2 separate regions of the Homo sapiens genome follow, and region 1 is linked to region 2. A link is an interaction called in ENCODE POLR2A ChIA-PET data of the cell type or tissue named here. Cell type or tissue: OCI-LY7. All regions are shown on one strand. Each heading gives the region's core, and the rest is flanking DNA. Links, peaks and the distances in the headings are about the cores only. Region 1 overlaps VPS33A (VPS33A core subunit of CORVET and HOPS complexes). Region 2 has its middle 12 kb from the start of BCL7A.

Region 1 (4,388 bases), core at 95-4,094, 230 kb after region 2:
GTATTTTTTAGTAGAGACAGGGTTTCACCATGTTGGCCAGGCTGGTCTTGAACTCCTGACCTCAAGTGATCCTCCTGCCTTGGCCTCCCAAAGTGCTGGAATTACAGGTGTGAGCCACCGCGCCTGGCCATGGCTGGCTTGTTTATGAGTGCTGGACATCTCCACTGACTCCTCTAGACACTCTCCACCCTTCTCCGCAATGCTCTGTGCCCGGAGATGGACCTGTGCGTCCCACACCAACACACTCCAATGCCTTCTCTTTGGGTCTGACCAAGACAAAGCACCAGAGTGAACTGGAGAGTGGGCAGCAGTGTGAGGATGACGTTGTCACTGGCCAGCTTCCTCTGCTGGAGGTTGACCATACCCTCAGCCAGAGGCCCCTCACCCCTTACCTCACCAGATGGCCTCACCACAGCTCTTCTCTCCAGGTTCTAAGACAAGTTTCTAGAACACCCCCCTCTCCTTGTCCTTCAGGCCGTGGCTGGCAAGGGCTCCCCACTGCACTGCCTCTCCACTCTTCCCACATCTTTATTTATTTGAGACAGAGTCTTACTGTGTAGCCCAGCCTGGAGTGCAGTGGCACAAACATGGTTCACTGCAACCGCCTCCTGGGCTCAGTGATCCTCTAACCACAGCCCCTCGGACTAAAGGCTCATACTACCACTGGCCATTTTTTTTGTAGAGACAAGGTTTTGCCATGTTGCCCAGGCTGGTCTCGAACTCCTGGACTCAAGCGATCTGACCCTTCAGCCTCCCAATATACTGGGATTACAAGAATGAGCCACCGAGCCTGCCCCATAACTTTTTTTTTTTTTTTTTTGAGACAGAGTCTTGCTCTGTCGCCCAGGCTGGAGTGCAATGGCATGATCTGAGCTCACTACAACCTCCGCCTCCCAGGTTCAAGCAATTCTCCTGCCTCAGCCCCCCAAGTAGATGGGATTACAGGCACGCACCACAATGCTGGGCTAATTTTTGTATTTTTAGTAGAGATGGGGTTTCCCATGTTAGTCAGGCTGTTCTCAAACTCCTGAGCTCAAGTGATCTGCCCGCCTCGGCCTCCCAAAGTGCTGGGATTATAGGTGTGAGCCACCGCGCCCAGCCCACATCTTTATTAAACTCTCCAGAAACTCCCCAGTTTAAGAGCATTCTCTGTGTCCTTCTAGGATTCTGATGGATACAATACATGCATACATTACTTTTTCAAAAACATTAGAAAATTGTTTTCAGAAAGCAAGGCAGATGTGTAGGTTCAGAAGCATGTGTTGTCACCTGGACGATCTAACCAGTCCCTAAGCTGAGACGAGGTGGAGAAGTGTGGCTTACTTGCTCATTAACATCATCCATCCAGAGGCGTAATGTTTTCCGTATAGTTGGGTAATTGTTTCTGCCCCCCGTCTGCGGTTTCAGCAGGCCGGCCTTCTCCAGGTTGTGTAAGGTCAATATGTGCTCATAGCCGTATGTCTGCAAGGGAAGTCATTTGGCCTTGATGTCAGATCAGGAAAAGGATTTCTGCAATTTTCAAAGAAGGGCACTTCCAACAAATCAATTTGGTTTGTACTGCAGGACATGTTACCAAAGTCCAGCAATGTTAGTGGATGGGCACAGAGGACAGGGTGGAGGGATGAAACTTGTCCTAAAACTGCTTGCCTGTTACTATTAATTCAGCTCACTGTTTCAAAGAGAAATTTAAAATTTTTACTTTAAAGTCAGAATTTATGGACCCAATCTAAGCAAGCATCAAATAAATGATAGTATATTTTTATAAGGGATATAATTAGCTCTAAAAAAGAGTAAGGCATATGTATACATCCTGATAAGAAAGGTCTCCAGAATATATTAAAAAAAAAATAACATGTAGAGTAGGACATTATTTCTATTTTTAAAAAGTAGCCAAGGTCTGGGCATGCTGGCTCACACCTGTAATCCCAGTACTTTGGGAGGCCGAGGCGGGCCAATCACTTGAAGTCAGGAGTTTGAGACCAGCCTGGCCAACATGGTGAAACCCTGTCTCTACTAAAAATTAAAAAATTAGCTGGGCCTGGTGGCATGTACCTGTAATCCCAGCTACTCGGGAGGCTGAGGCAGGAGAATCGCTTGAACCCAGGAGGTTACAGTGAGCCAAGATTGTGCCACTGCACTCCACTCTGGGCAACAGGGTGAGATACTGTCTCAAAAAATAAATAAATTTTAAAAAGTAGCCAACACTTATAAAATACTTTCTATGAGCTGGGCACTGTTCTGGTCTAAGCACTTACATACATTAACTCAGTCATCCCGGCTCTAACCCCATGACGTAGGTATCATTACCTTCATTTTACAGAGATGTTTAAATAACCTGCCTAAAGTCACACAGCTAGTGAAGAGCAGAGCTGAAACCTGGATCCAGCCAGTCTTGCTCTGAAGTCTGTGTATGGAAACATTCTGTCTAAATGCAAAGAATGGAGTTTGGAAGGAAGCAAATCAGACTGCTGACACTGGTCACATCTGGGGAGGGAAACTGGGGTATGAGCAAGGTACAGGGGACGTTCACATTTTGCTCTGTGTACTTCTGCATTATTTGACTCTTACACAAGGATACATAACTTAAAAAAAGACAAAAACAAAAAATTAATGAGCACTCAATTTTAATAAAAATGTACTTAACTGTCACTGGTAACAGCAAATAAATACTACCTGAGTCATTTTCAAACAAAGGGGAGACTTTTCAAAAACAAGAGTGGCCTTTTCCTTATTATAAGTAACACAGGCTTAATTTAAGTAAACCTGCTAAGCAACTGTCATCAGAAATTTGCAGAAAGTTCTTTTCCTCCGTGGTATAACTGCGGAGTTAAGAACATGGGCGCTACACTCAAATTGCCTGGTTTACCACTGGCTGTGCCACTTACCAGCCAGGTAACCTTGGGTGAGTTACCTAAACTAGTCTGTGCCTCAGTTTTTCATCCATAAAACTGGGACGATAGCAGTCTCTAACTCACAAGGCTGTTGTGAATATTTGTTGTTGTTGTTATGGTAACTACAGTTAACAAGGAAGTATTGTGAAGATGAAACAAATGAATGCACATAAAGTTTTTCTTTTTTTTTTTTTTTTTTTTGAGACGGAGTCTCGCTCTGTCGCCCAGGCCGGACTGCGGACTGCAGTGGCGCAATCTCGGCTCACTGCAAGCTCCGCCTCCCGGGTTCACGCCATTCTCCTGCCTCAGCCTCCCGAGTAGCTGGGACTACAGGCGCCCGCCACCGCGCCCGGCTAATTTTTTGTATTTTTAGTAGAGTCAGGGTACAGAGCCACCGCGCCCGGCCTATAAAGTTTTTCCAATAGATCCTAGCACATAGTAAATGCTCAAGAAATGTTACCTATTATTATTATTTTTTACTTTTTGTAAACAAGCTATGTTGCCTAGGCTGGTTTTGGACTCCTGGGCTCAAGCAATCCTCCTAACTCAGCCTCCTGGGTAGCTGGGACTGCAGACACAGCCACCATGCCTGGTAAATTTTTGTATTTTTTTTGTAGAGACAGGGTCTTGCTATGTTGCCAGGCTGGTCTTGGCCTCCAGCGATCCTCCTGCCTCAGCCCCACAAAATATTGAGATAACAGAGGTGAGCCACTGTGCCCAGCCTGTTAGCTATTATTATCACACAAATACAATAAACAGTGATGGCTACCAAGACCAATTCCTCTAGGTGTTAAAAAATTTATACAACAGTCGTTACAAGATACCAAAATGGCAGCTTTGTAATTTTTATTTTTTTTAATTTTAAATTTTTTATTATTATTTTTTGAGACAGAGTCTCACTCTGTTGCCCAGGCTGGAGTGCAGGGGCATGATCTTGACACACTGTAACCTCCGCCTCCTGCGTTCAAGCGATTCTCCTGCCTGATCCTCTCAAATAGCTGGGACTACAGGTGCATGCTACCATGCCTGGCTAATTTTTGTATTTTTAATAGAGATGGGGGTTTCACCATGTTGGCCAGGCTGGTCTCAAACTCCTAACCTCAAGTGATCCACCTGCTTTGGCCTCCCAAAGTGCTGGGATTACAGGCGTAAGCCACTGTGCCCGGCCCATGAAGTATTTTTTAAAAAGATGCTGTCCCCCTTGGCAAATTAATAATTTAAAAATATACTCACCTGGAGAATCTCTCTTTTGTAATAATCCAAAACTTTTTGTTTGAGCCCACTATTACACACGGATTGGAGGCAAACTAGTCTTAACACCTTGATCAACGAGTGCTTTTGGGCGATACAATCCTCAATGTAATTGTTGACCTGGAAATAAAGTAGCATACATATACATATACATTTACATATACATACACACACACACACACACACACACACACACACACACAATACATGGTTTAGGAACTTAACTTGATGTTTATTATTATTTTT
Region 2 (4,388 bases), core at 187-4,186:
CCAGCTAAAGTCTGTGGTTTAGTTAACAGTGTTGCACCAATATTAATTTCTGAGTTTTGGGCGGTGCGCAGTGGCTTACACCTGTAATCCCAGCACTTTGGGCAGCCGAGCTGGGAGGATCACTTGAGCCCAGGAGTTCAAAATCTGCCTGGGCAACATAGGGAGACCCCGTCTCTACAAAACATTTTTTTAAAATTAGCTGGACATGGTGGAGCATGCCTGTGGTCTCAGCTAGTCAGGAGGCTGAGGCCAGAGGATCACTTGAGCCTGGGAGGTTGAGGCCGTAGTGAGCCGTGATCGTGCCACTGCACTCCAGCCTGGGTGACAGAGTGAGATCCTATCTCAAAACAAAATTTCTGAGTTTTGCTCAGTGTATCACAGTTGTGTAAGATGTTCACATTAGGGAAACTGGGTGAAGGGTCTAGGGATCATGGCACTATCTTGGCAAGCCTAAAATTATTTCAACATAAAGTTTTTATTTATTTTTATTTTTATTTTTATTTTTTGAGATGGAGTCTCGCTCTGTCACCTAGGCTGGAGTGCAGTGGCGTGATCTTGGCTCACTGCAACCTCCGCCTCCCGGGTTCTTGCCATTCTCCTGCCTCAGCCAGCTGGGACTACAGACGCCTGCCACTATGCCCGGCTAATTTTTTATATTTTTAGTAGAGATGGGGTTTCACCATGTTAGCCAGGATGGTCTCGATCTCTTGACCTCATGATCCGCCAGCTTCGGCCTCCCAAAGTGCTGGGATTACAGGCGTGAGCCACCGCGCCCGGCCATAAAGTTTTTAAAAAATGAAATCTGTACCACCTTTCTGACTCAGTCACCCCTGAATTATTTCCACTATCTGCTCTGTGCTTTCAATTCTTGAGCAGATTCTCCTGCCGGCGCCACAGCACCTGGTCCCCTCACTGGCTGCCTGGCCTGTGCAGACCTGGCCTTCTGCTGTGCTTCGAGGTGATGCAAACAAAAAGGTCTTTTTTTAAACATCTGTGTCCTCAAGCTGTGGCTGCCTGAGACACTGGTGTTTTCGGCTTGAGCATGTTCTTTAGGGATTTGGCCAGCAGTTCCCTTGCGGGCAGCTATTTCCAAATTGACTGTAATAAATAGATGCCAGGCGCTGGGAGTTGACAGTAGTTGCCACCCTGCTCATATGTCATGTAACCGCCCTCTGCTAGCTTAGCTGGAAGGAATATTAAAAAAAAAAAAAGAAAAGCCGGTTGATCCAACACTGTTCAGCGGCAGCGAGATGCTGACTGGTGGGACAGTGAGCTGCGGGTCTCGGTGCCCCGAAGCTGGTGTTCTCCCGAGTGCACTGATGCCAAGGCGGACTCACATTTATCAGTGCCCAGGCGTGAGGCATCAGCCCCAGGAAAGTCGTCCAGCACTGGCATCACTGCCCTCCCTGAGAGTGTGAAATTGCAAGTGATGCCGTGAGGCAAGGGTGGGGGCGTCAATACTGAAGCTGCCCCGCCTCAAAAGGGCTTGGACCATGGCTGGGCACGGTGGCTCACGCCTGTAATCCCAGCACTTTGGGAGGCCGAGGCGGGCGGATCACGAGGTCAGGAGATCGAGCCCATCCTAGCCAACACGGTGAAACCCCATCTCTACTAAAAAAAAAAAAAATACAAAAAATTTAGCAGGGCGTGGTAGCAGGCACCTGTAGTCCCAGCTACTCGGGAGGCTGAGGCAGGAGAATGGCATCAACCTGAGAGGCGGAGCTTGCAGTGAGCCGAGATCGCGCCACTGCACTCCAGCCTGGGCGACAGAGCGAGACTCTGTCTCAAAAAACAAAAACAACAAAAAAAGGGCTCGGACCATCGTCTGAGGCCCCCTCCCCATGTCCTCTTGTTGTTTTGATTGGAAGTCATAAAACACATCAGTGTAAATATAGTATTTATTTTTGCATATCTTTTTAAAGCTGCATATCTTTAAAGCTGGTGGAGTTTTTTGAGGGGAGCAAGTTTCATGACCACAGCAAGGGCAGGCTCCAGTGAGCACTTCACGCCACCTGGATGTGCTGCAGACTGCACCACCCCCAGCCCACCGGCCAGACTGGCTGCCCTGGAGAAGGCTTAGTGGGTAGTCCCCTGGGCCTGGACCACGGCTGTCCCTGCACCCGCGAGGGGATGGGGGGAGTGGGGCACATGCCTCCTGGATGCGAGGGTGGCTGCCGTCCCCCCTCCCCTGGAAGCATCTCATTTCTTCCTTTATAATCTGAGCGAGATGGGGCTGGAAGAAGTGGCTGTAGCCCCAGCACTTTAGGAGGCCAAAGTGGGCAGATCACCTGAAGTCAGAAGTTTGAGATCAGCCTGACCAACATGGCAAAACCCCGTCTCTATTAAAAATACAAAAATTAGCCGGTTGTGGTGGCGCGCTCCTGTAATCCCAGCTACTTGGGAGGCTGAGACAGGTTAATCGCTTGAACCTGGGAAGCAAAGATTGCAGTGAGCCGAGATGGCGCCACTGCACTCCAGCCTGGGTGACAGAGCCAGACTTCATCTAAAAAGAAGAAAAAAAAAACCTGAGAGAGATGGACTTCATTTATTACCCACTCACGAATTCAACAAACGCTGACTGTGTGCTGGGCCCTGTGTGAGGGCTGCCTATCTGGAGTGAACAAGAGAGTGGCTGTTGTCTTTAGGGGGCTCATGTTAAACAAACACATTAATGTAAACTTGCAAACGGTGCTCAGAGCTACGAGGGAAAAGCCCGGCCCCTGTGAGAGGGAATCCCTAGAGGGGGGCAGGTTTAGATGAAGTGGTCAGAGAGGGGAGAATGTTCCAGAGGGAGCCAAGTGAGCCAAAGCTGGGAGCTGCGGAAGAGCCAGATGCATTCAGTGAACCAAAGCTTTCCATGGTCAACCCTGGGGAATGCTGCAGGCTCAAGACAAGGCATCTAGAATGACCTCTAGTGTTCCTTTACCACTGCCAGTGTATGATTCTTCCTCATGAGCCTGAGTAGGAATGTTTCATATGGGAAGTGGGTAGGTGGCGGGGTGCAGCAGCTCACACCTGTAATCCCAGCACTTTGGGAGGCTGAGGTGGGAAGATTGCTCGAAGCCAGGAGTTCAATACCAGCCTGGGCAACACAGCAAGACCCCGACTCTATTAAATTTAAAAAGGAAAAAATGAAGTGGGTAGGAAGAATGGAGGCTGGTCAAGTGTTCCAAGTGGAAGATCTGGCCACTTCTCATTTCTTCATATTCCAGGGTCCTGATGTGGGATAGGCGGTCACTCAGAGGGTCCCAGGAAAGACTAGCCCCAAAGTCAGTGTGTTCCTTCCTATGACACCAGCCACAGATTGAATGGCTCACAGTGGGTTTCAGCCCCACCTACTTTAAGTCCTTAAGTTGGCACTTTTTCATCCTTTTGAGATTTCCAGGGATTTCAAGTTTTTAAAAATGAAATCAGCTGGGCAACATGGCTCATGCCTGTAATCCCAACACTTTGGGAGGTCAAGGCAGGAGGATCGTTTTGGCCTAGGAGTTTGAGACCAGCCTGGGCAATATGGTGAAACCCCATTTTTATTAAAAATACAAAATTTAGGCTAGGCCCAGTGGATCACACCTGTAATCCCAGCACTTTGGGAGGTCAAGGTGGGCGGATCACCTGAGGTCAGAAGTTTGAGACCAGCCTGGCCAACATGGTGAAACCCCATCTTTACTAAAAATACAAAAATTAGCAGGACATGTTAGCACGCACCTGTAATCCCAGCTACTCAAGCAGCTGAGGCAGGAGAATTGCTTGAACTCAGGAGGTGGAGGTTGGTGAGCCAAGATTGTGCCACTGCACTCCAGCCTGGGGGACAGAGCAAGACTCCATCTCAAAAAAATAAATAAATAAAAACAAAATTTAGCTGGGCATGGTGGCACAAGGCTGTGGTCCCAGCTACTCCAGAGGCTGAGGTGGGAGGATCACTTCAGCCTGGAGAAGTTGAGGTGCAGTGAGCTGTTTTGCACCCCTGCACTTCAGCCTGGGCAGCAGAGTGAGACTCTGTCTCAAAGAAGGAGAAGGAGAGAGGGACAGCTTCAATTTGGTGTCAATCATGATCTTTGGTTTGCAGTAATAGAAATTGACTCTGCTTAGCTTAAGTGGAAAAGGACTTGATTTCAAAGCTACCAGGCAACTCACAGAATCAATGGAGACACTGGAGAAGCAAGCCCTGGAGATGAGTGGGAACCAAAGGATGCCAGGACGTCCCAGTGGTGCTGCCACCCCTGAGCACTTGATCCTCCAATCTCGTTAAGATTTCCAATGGCCACGTCTGCTGTGAGTCATTTCTCCATTGTCCCTACCTTCCTCAAACCTCAAAGTCAAAATCAATCCCACAGTAAGATCCCGCTTGACCTCCACTAGGATAGCTAAAAATTTAAAAAGACAATAAC

Evidence for each region. ChIA-PET counts read pairs that join two places held together with the same protein. Peaks named below come from ENCODE experiments on the same cell type or tissue, not always from the same donor. Only the 100,000 strongest peaks of a DNase experiment are listed, where the experiment ranks them.
Region 1: POLR2A ChIA-PET joins it to region 2 with 7 read pairs; 3 of 35 experiments call an interaction of 5 or more read pairs at or near these places.

The regions. Positions count from the first base shown.
Region 1 is chr12:122,234,463-122,238,850 of GRCh38, forward strand. VPS33A (VPS33A core subunit of CORVET and HOPS complexes) reads right to left here. Exons shown (of 13, transcript NM_022916.6): 10 at 4,125-4,262; 11 at 1,324-1,461. Among named protein-coding and RNA genes, the nearest start is that of DIABLO, 11 kb to the left of the region's middle. In OCI-LY7, for the core only: no CTCF peak of the experiment used is centred there; no DNase peak of the experiment used is centred there.
Region 2 is chr12:122,007,976-122,012,363 of GRCh38, forward strand. No RefSeq gene overlaps it. Among named protein-coding and RNA genes, the nearest start is that of BCL7A, 12 kb to the right of the region's middle. In OCI-LY7, for the core only: CTCF peaks have their summits at 2,490 and 2,729; DNase peaks (open chromatin) are centred at 956 and 1,956; H3K4me3 peaks cover 1,568 bases; H3K27ac peaks cover 4,000 bases.